Regions from separate parts of the Homo sapiens genome. Here region 2 is linked to region 1. A link is a contact called in ENCODE Hi-C data. All regions are on one chromosome and are shown on one strand. Each heading gives the region's core, a stretch centred on a gene start or an enhancer-like site at or near the end of the contact. The rest is flanking DNA. Distances are from core to core; before and after follow the strand shown.

The links. Hi-C counts contacts between places; a loop is a spot of excess contacts on that map. Pooled maps may share reads with other maps.
Region 2: a pooled map shows a loop between it and region 1 (6-fold over the local background). The contact joins the promoter of SLC35F1 here to the promoter of VGLL2 in region 1. A Hi-C loop is called at or near these places in 4 of 50 pooled maps.

Annotation. Positions count from the first base shown.
Region 1 is chr6:117,263,291-117,267,853 of GRCh38, forward strand. It overlaps VGLL2 (vestigial like family member 2), which reads left to right and starts at 2,268. Exons shown (of 4, transcript NM_182645.3): 1 at 2,268-2,554. The coding sequence starts at 2,474. It overlaps LOC105377964 (a long non-coding RNA gene), which reads right to left and starts at 1,784. Exons shown (of 2, transcript XR_942911.3): 1 at 1,285-1,784.
Region 2 is chr6:117,905,414-117,909,976 of GRCh38, forward strand. SLC35F1 (solute carrier family 35 member F1) reads left to right here and starts at 1,851. Exons shown (of 8, transcript NM_001029858.4): 1 at 1,851-2,486. The coding sequence starts at 2,314. It overlaps LOC124901480 (a long non-coding RNA gene), which reads right to left and starts at 1,517. Exons shown (of 2, transcript XR_007059904.1): 1 at 863-1,517; 2 at 246-404.

The DNA of each region.
Region 1 (4,563 bases), core at 1,018-3,517:
CTGGAAGGTGAGCAAGGACAAAAGCAGGGTTTCCATGCATTGGTTGGACATGCTAGTGGAGCTTGCCTTCCGCCGCTTCCCACCCACCAACCCCCATTCCCCCTGCACAACACTGCCAAGCCCAGGCTGCTCGAAAAGGAGCCGGCTTCAGCCACCGATGTTCACGCCCAGAGATGTCCAAAACGGAACCTCCGTGTCCAAGGAGGGACTGCGGGACTTGCGCGAAAGTGGGGGACCGGACCCTCCGGGGCCACACCCGCCCGCCCCGTGGAGTCCCTGGTGCGATGGTTGCGTTGACACCTGTACTCCTGCGGGCCTGGGTGAAGCCGACCCAGCAGAAAGGGTGCGCAGCAGCGGCCAGCGAGACTGGGACCTGAACTCCCCATCTCCCGCACACAGAAGAGCGTACTGTGGCTCTTTGGATGAGGGTTTCCTCTCTTGCCCCAAAGAAAATGATGATAGGTGGTTGTACCTATCTTCAGAAACGCCTAGGGAGGGCACATTGGGGTGGAGGTGGGATGGATGTTCTGCTTCACCCTTGCGCCTGGATAATCAGAAGCTCCAGAAGCTGGCAGATTTCATCCAACAGGCAGCTTGGCCCCTAAAAAGAGGCTTGCATGGAAATGTACTAGAAGAGTGTCTTTATTTTAACTTTTCATTGATTAGAAAACTTTACATAGATTACATTGTTGTTAATTAAGGAAATTGTCGAATCGCTCAAGATGGCTCACCAGTTACAAGCATTTGGAGACACGGAGCCATTTCCCATCTATAAATTGGGCAACACCAAAACTGCAACCCTAAAACAATTTGGCTTAAAATACTCACTTTTAAAACACAAATAGATCTTCAAGGGTTCATTTATTCACAGTCTTATAGCCTGAGACTCTATAAAGACTTTCTGTTGTATTTAAGCTGGGGAATAACTAGGGTTTGAAATCCATGCTGCCTCTTTCTTGAGTCTAGACTCTTAATGCTCCCAACCTGTTCCCTTGGTCCCCCCAAGTCTGGCCCGCCTCTATTCCCGTAATGCCCCTTCCGCCACCTGACCCAGCCATGGAGATAGCCTTGTCTCAATGCATTCCTAAACTTATAGAACTGAAGACTCCACTGTTACACCCCCTTTCCAGAGGGCTTGGTGGGGGGTAGGCTTGAGAAGGATGGGTAGGGTCGCAGGAAGGAGGGCGAAGCCAGCAGACCTCTCAGGGAGGGCCGGAGAGAGAAAGGGGTGAAGGTTTTATAGTTGGAGTGCATATACTTCCAGCTCTCCAAAATGAAACATACCATCGCAGCTGGTATTACCGGCTGAATAGGCAGCAAAAGACCTCTCTGTGTACGGGTCCTAGTATGCTTCTTCTTAGCGCCAACGAGTCCTTGTCCCCAAAGTTGCCAAAACTTTAAAGGACCCCGGCCAAGGAGACCCCAGCATGAAAAGCCAGACATCCGAGGCCGGGTAAAGCCTCCTGGACTCCTCGAAAGCAGCTCACACCGGGAGCAGCCGGAAGCGGGCGCGATCTATGCGAAGCTAACGGGTTCCGGTGGAGAACATCAAAGAGAAAGGAGCAGGATCGAACTTTAGAGGGGCAGAAGGGCACGGCCCAAGAGAGCAGAATTGGGGTGTGGGACAGGCGGCGGGAGGACCAGGTTAGAGGGAGCGAAAGGAAGTGGATTAGAGGACAGCGGTTACAGGTTTCAGCCACTGCCATTTCCCCGCAGAGGTAGCTCTTCTGCGCCCTGGAGGGGTACCCGGACTCCCACATCCTGTCTGCCACGACCCGGACTCCCTAGGGGATTCCAAGGGACAGCACCGTCCTCCCCATACATCATCAGGAACCGAAAGCAGAGAATTTGCCCCACCTCGGCACTTCTGGAAGCACCCACTCAACTACAGTATGAGACAAGGGCTTTCCTAAGAGACCTTTCTCCAACTTTCTTTCTCTGCGTGTATGAGCCCGGATCCCTTCGTCCCCGCCTCCTTCTCTCTCTCTCTTTCTCTCTCTCTCCTATTTTGTCCTGGGAGATTCCTACTCGCGGTGCGAAGCCTCGGATCCGCTGGGAACCGCATAGTCTCCGGCACCCTTGGCCGCATGCTTGTCAGAGGTGGGCCCCGGGAAACACACTCGCTGCCCCTCCAACAAGCGTCCCTCGCTCCCCATTGGCCCCCCGGTCCCCGCCCCCCACCGCCCCCTCCCGCTCCGCAGCCCCCGAGTGGCGTCAGCACGCCCGCCGGGCATGGGCTTTAAATGCCCACTAGCGGGAGCTCAGGCGCTTCTGCCCTGGAGCGCGGTCGGGAGTAAAATCGCAGGAGTGGGAGGGTAGCGAGCCAGCTGGATTCCGAGCCGCGGAGCGCGCTGGCTTTGCTCCGCCTGATGACTCCAGAGCGCGGGTCCAAGCGCCGCCCATGCAGCACCCCTGAGCTCCGGGGAAGGAGAGTTAATGAAAAAACACTTAACCGTCTCCGCTGCGGAGAGTCATGAGCTGTCTGGATGTTATGTACCAAGTCTATGGTCCTCCGCAGCCCTACTTCGCAGCCGCCTACACCCCCTACCACCAGGTACGTGTCTCCTCTGGGGACTTTGGGAAGGAGTGCGCGCCCCCCGTTTGCGGCGGCATGGCCTGTACGCCAAGGTCTGCTGTGCCTCCGCGCGTCTCGGGCGTCCGACCACGACCGGCGCAGCCGGGATGCGGGGATTGCCGGAGCCGCCCCCAGTTGGTAGTGCAATTAGCTAACCCCTTTAGCTCGCCTGTTTGCTCTCGGGAAGCAGCTAAGCCCTGCTAATGTGAGCCTAGGTCTTCCCTGGAATAATCAGAGGAAGATGGCACGGGCTGGATTTTCTTCTTAGGGTCTGTCGGACTCCAGATTCTTCCAAGCCAGGTGCAGGTACCAGGAAATGCAGGCAAAGCTGACGCAGGAAAAACCAAACTTTGGTCCCAATGGTGAGAGTAACAACAAAACCAAAAGCGAAGGCCAGCCAGCCTCTTTCTGAGATGCAAGGGCCGGTGTTCTCATCCCTGCAAGTTTATCTCAGGAATAATTTCTTCCGTTTCAATTCTCTGGCGACCAGGGCAATTAATTCCAGATCCAGAGAATTCATTTCAAAGAGCACCGCGCAGTTTTATAATTTTTTCCTTTGCGAAGTTCTGGGAGCATTATCCGGAGTGCGAATGACCCGGCAGAGGCGAGCCTGATAGACAATACTTTGCCTTTCTCCAGCCTGAGTAGGTGAATGGGGAAGCCCTGCTTCCAACAAACACTTTAAGAAGACCACTCAACCCGGGTTCTGCAAACTCTTCAAGTTCCATTTAATTCTGCCAGTTTCTCTTGTCTTCAGGCTGCGTCTGTTTGAACCATTTTCCTTCCATTTCCTCAGCTGAGGTAGCAGAAACTGAGGACAGTAGTGCAGGAAAAGAATGAAATCATACACCTGGGAGGCTGTAGGGGTCCCCTCCAGGTTGGAAAGTGAGAGCTTGGTCACCTGCTTTGGGGAAATTGAAATACACCCCAATGCCCCAGTGGATGCTTTTGCTAATTTTGCCTGCAAATTTAAAATGTCTATTCGAAAATTTCCCGATAAATTAATGATGGACCGGATAGGGTTCACTTTTTGTTTTCTTACCTCCTCTTCTCTTTTAAACTTCACAACTTGCAGTTTGTTTTGCCTCAGTGTTAATTTTAAGAATCACCAGAGTTCCTCTTGTAGGGAAGGTGGCATTTAGGAAGTGGTGATATTGCTAAATCTTACATCGTTTTGTCCCCAATTATTTCAAACCTTTTGGCTCCAGCTTCTGAAATGTACTTCTTCCCAGGGTGGGACTATGGCAAGCAAAGAGGAGAGAGGTGGATTGGTTTTCTGACTGGCCCTTTCTTCTCCCAGACCCCGAACCAATCTATTGCATGAAGATCTCTGTTCATTTTTGTATGACTCGGGCCGCCTCTTCAAGGCCATCTCTGCCTGCAGAATGCTTTAACACTTCATTCAGTCCATTGCTCATTTCTAAGAAAATGTTCACAGAAGCTGCGCCTGCTTTTTAAAATCACTATGAGACATGCCGATTTACCCCACCTCACAGCCAGGATCTTAACTTTCTTCTGTCTGCTCCTTTTTATCATTTCCTCAATGTGTGTGGAGATGATGGGGGTGGAAATACTCGTAATCCACTGGTCTTTCGTTATTAAAGAGAAGATCTGTTTAAAAACTGATATAGGGATAATAAAAAAAAAATCAACTTGCATTTATTAAAATGATCCGTGTTTCCCCAGTCATGTTACCCCAGATTTTTACCCCACACAATTCATTACTAAATGTAATTATTTCAAACTTTTTGTGGCATTTCTTCCTTTACATTCCTGTTGCTTTCCTTCACACATTCCTAGTTTCAGGGAGTGGATTTTGTAGGGGTAGGGGGTTGCCCCCCGCTCCTATTTCATCAGGAGGATGTTTATCCTGTATCCTGTGCTTCTGCCCTGGATTCTCAGGCAAGGAACAGTCAGGCTCTATCTGGACTTGGGTGCCCTTTACCCTTGGAGTCTGATTTTAAAAATATATCTGCCCTGAGCCCAGC
Region 2 (4,563 bases), core at 601-3,100, 640 kb after region 1:
GTTTTCTCCCTTCCTGACTCAGAGGAGATGTAGAGCATTTGGATTTAGTAGTCCCTCTAGAGAAATGACCAGATGCAAATGCAGACATTGAAGTGCAGACACAGCACTGAGTCGTGATGTGCCAAAAACATTCAAAGGGAGGCAAGCCAAATGTGAAGGAAGAGGGCACTGAAGCAACCAGTTATTCAAGGCAGACACCTGAAATTACCATAAATGTTGTTTTAATAGAGAGACTTCTACCACGATTTGCTGCCAGGTTCAGCTGAAGTGCATTTTATTCATGTCTGCTACATTCGGTGGGTCCACTAAGGGTAAATTTATTGCCACTATTGGAATTTTAATGCCCAAGAGGCTACAAGCCTTGGTCCTGTTTGTAATAATTCTTCAGAGTGTCCTGTGCAAATCTGAGGTGGAAAAATCAGAGAATGAAAGGTTGTTGAGAAAGAACAGGACGACATTTTAATTATAAAAGGGAAAATGTTCCAATTGGGGTTAATTTCTGTAGAAAGAAACCTCAGGGATATTTCAGGTAGCAAGTAGGTTTTACAGAATTGAAATATAGATTGAAGAGATTTTGCAAATACCCGTTTTCTCATATTTTTGATGATTAAAAAAAGACTCCGAATTTTGTTAAAGGAATTGGACCTTGTTAACTGAACAAAGAATCCCATCTTATTTATATCCTTCCATATTCCTTTTCTCCTCTGTTGAAAGGACATAGTCCATTCCTTTTTTGAGTGTTATTTTCTCCCCAATTCCCTCTCTCAGTGGCAAATCCTATCACTGGTATTTTTAATTTGCTGGTTTCAGAGCATTTGGATTCAGTAGTGGTATCAGCATGCCTTTGTGTGAACAAACTTACCTGTTAAACTTACTCAATTCCCTGCACTGAAGCGAAGAGTTTTTTAAAATGCATATCATTTTTCAAGGCAAGATCCCTATCTAAACAGTCTAAATAAAGGAAAATTTGAAAAATATCTCTCTTTCAAGAATCGATTATTAATTGGGATCCGGATCAATTGGTATAAGAATGCCCGGGACAGAGAGTCAGTTTCCATTGGTAGAAATATGGTCCAAGATTTCTGTGGCAGATACACAGGACTTTCCCTTTTGGAGTTGGGGGACTATTAAAGGAGCTGTTAGGCTCCCCTGCTGCGTGGTTTACCTCATTTAAGTCTTACAACTCCCCTGGGAGAAAGACATGAGTAGTCTCGCTGCACAGAGAAGAATGTCTCAGAATTTAATTGCTTAGAGTCTCTGCGGATAAGTTTCAGATGTGCCACTGAAACTCAAATCTGCCTACGTTCCTTTCACAGCACTACATTGCCTCAAATGGAGACGTTTTGAGTTGGTCTGATATGCTTTTTCCAGTTCCCAGAATTGATTCTTTGTGAGAAGTAGTTTTTTCTCCCATTTCCACCAGGCCAATTATGGCGAATGTAGTAGGAGCAACATCTAGGATTCTCCGTTTGGGTTTCTAATCCGGGGCCGGCACCTGTCTCGGCGTCCTGCCGCTGTCCCAGGCCGGTGGTGCTGGATTCCGCGGCGCTTGGGCAGAAACGAGGAATCCCCGCCAACTCCACAGGGAGGATCTATTCCCAGCCCCCTTATCCCCCTAAAAAACACCCAAACCAAAACAATCACCACAACCTAGACCGTGGGCCTCTGCGGACGGGGCAGTAGAGGGTCGGGGGCAACAAGGCACCTCGGCAGCGCCCTCTGGCGAGAGGAGAGCGCGCAGGTCCCCCGCCCGCGCCCCGCTCTGCCGCCGCCGCCGCCGCCGCCGCCGCCGCCGCCGGCGCCCCCGCCCGGCTCTCCGGGTTCACCCTCGGTCTCTCACTCCGTGAGACACAGACGGTAGCTTTCCGACCGAGCGGGGCACAGGCTGAGGCGGCGCCAGCACAACTGCCGCCGCGCGCCCCGAGGAGACCCGGGCACGAGGAAACAAGGAGAAATCAGGACTCCTTCCCCGGAACCGACCGGCAGCTCCGCGCCCCCGCGCGACACCCTTCGCAGCCACTTCGCGGGGCGGGCCAGGACTTGGGGACGCGGCTCGGGAAGAGCCGGGGCGGGCGGCGGCGGCGGCGGCACGGGCGCGAGGGTGCGCGCACTGGGACTGGAGAGGAGTGAGTGGCGGGCTGGGCGGCGGCGGCCGTAGCCGCGGGTGCCTCCCCGCCTCACCGCTTCGCAGGCAGCACCGCCTCCCGGGCCGCGGCCGCCCGGCCGGGTCCTCTGCGCGTTCCCGGGCCCGGAACCGGCACACGATGCACCCGGCTGCGTTCTGATCGCCGCCGCGCCTCAGCCTCTGCCGCGATGATCCCCCCTGAGCAGCCGCAGCAGCAGCTGCAGCCGCCGTCGCCAGCCCCGCCGAACCATGTGGTGACCACCATCGAGAACCTGCCGGCCGAGGGCAGCGGCGGCGGCGGGAGCCTGTCCGCCTCCTCCCGGGCTGGCGTGCGCCAGAGGATCCGCAAAGTGCTGAACAGGTGAGCGGCGGCGCCGGGCGAGGGCGCGGGGGGCGGGGGCTGCGGGCGCCCGGCTCCGGGTCCCCTCCGTCCCTGGGGCGGCCCACGGGTCCTTTGGGACGGGGTTGCGGCCGGAGGAGACTGAGGAGATCGGGCGACGACGCGCTCCGCGGGCGCAGAGAGGCCGCGGCAGCTTTGTCCCGGCGCAGGGAGCCCTGGAGTGGTGGAGCTGCAGCTGGTCCGAGGCGGGAGTTCGGGGAGAGGCGGGGTTTTTCGTACCTAGCCACCCTGTATGTGTGTCCGCACTCACACCCTCCATACGCGTGCCGCCTCACTTCCCTTTCCCTCTCGCACCCCGGCTTTGCGATCGGGGGTCGGGGGGACGCGGGGACCCGGCCAGGGCTGAGGAGGGAGGCGCGGGGCTGCAGAGATGGCGTGGAAGTCCTGGGCCTCGTGCTGTCCTCCGCCCCGCCCCGCCCGGGGGCTTCGACCCCTTGCCGGGGGAATGGGGTCGCAGCGACAGCCTAGCAGGCGGAGGGAACCCACTTCTCCAGCCTGACGCTCCAGTCGCCTCTCGGACTCTTCCTGGCTGGGAGCAGCGAAGAGAGGGCTAGAGGCCTGGAACAGACCCAGCAAAGTGCAAAACATTGCGGGCAGGGTGTGAGCCGGCGGCGCCCAGTTATTCCGAAGCGCCCATGCCGGAGGGGGCGGGTGCCGATCGCCGGCGCCTCCAGTGCTGGAATCTGCGTAGTGGATTCAGGACGTTGACGTTTTAGGATGAGGACCTGGGTTGACGTGAAAATGGGGGTACCTCTGGCACCTCTGACTCAACTGTGATGTGAAAGGGACTTTTTCTACTTAAGTAACTTGAAATGGTTGACGAGCTGACACCTTAAAAAATTGTATAGGGAATGGGTTTTGTGTTCTTTTTTGTTTGGATGCGTGGGTGCCTTTCGATGCATCTGTAGGGGTAACTGTTCCAGTCGCTCTGTTCATACAGGTTTCTGTGTGGCATTGTGTTGGGTAGCAGAGATTCCCAACGAATTCACACGGAACTGTCTGGGGCTCAAAGCTCTGGTGGGAGTACAAACTATGTACAGAAATAGAATCTTGAGAAATATCCTTATTTTGGGAGTATAGTTTAATTTAGTTATATCAAATCCCGAACCATTCAAGAATCCCTGGTGGGGAATTAATGCGTGCGTTAGTTTATTTGCGGGTACTTCTGTAGCTTTCCATTTATTATCAAACAGAAAGAAATTCACTCTGACGGGAGACAGGAGTTGGTAATAGAACTAAGTCTTTGATTTGTAGCTGAGAATACCACCTTCCAAAAGATAAAGTAGAATAAAGCAAGAAGACGCTGGCTCAGTACATATTATGTGGGTTTTGTATTTTTTATGAATACCTGTGAGTTTTTTTTTCAATTGCAATTACCTTGTCATTGGCTGTTTAAATTTTTAATCACAATATATTTTAATTATTATTATTTCTCATCAAACTAGAAAATATTGATGTAATATTTTGCTCAGTTTCTTTTTGCTCAATTATAAGTTATTACTGATTCCATGTAGGTTATTTCTTGATATGTAATGAATCATAGAGCCCAGAAAAACAAGATCACTGAGGTAGGAGTGAGGGGTATGTTGTCATCATACCTTGGCCAGTAGCTAGACAAGTGGTTTGCAGCAGAGCCATTTATCTGCTTGGTCTTGGTTTCTTCATTGTAAATTATGTTTAATAATACAGTACTTGTTTTACTTCCCTACCATGATTTTGAGAATTAGATAATGCTGAAGAAAACACTTGGAAAAGTATAAAGATCTACATGAATTAATGTATTCAACTCATTTTTTTTCTAAGGTAAGCCTATGGGGTAAACATAGGCAAATGAAGTTGAAGTCATGCTACGTTATGGGTAGAACCTTGTGTTTCTAATGAAACGATCTGTGACATGAGTTGTACTAGTCCCAGTGTATAGAGGAGGAACTTATACTTATGTTGGGTTGACGGCATTTCATCGCAGGTATACAACCGTGAATGGAACCCTAGGTTTGTAGCCTTTAGACTTAAGCTAAAACAATTATTTATTTATTTG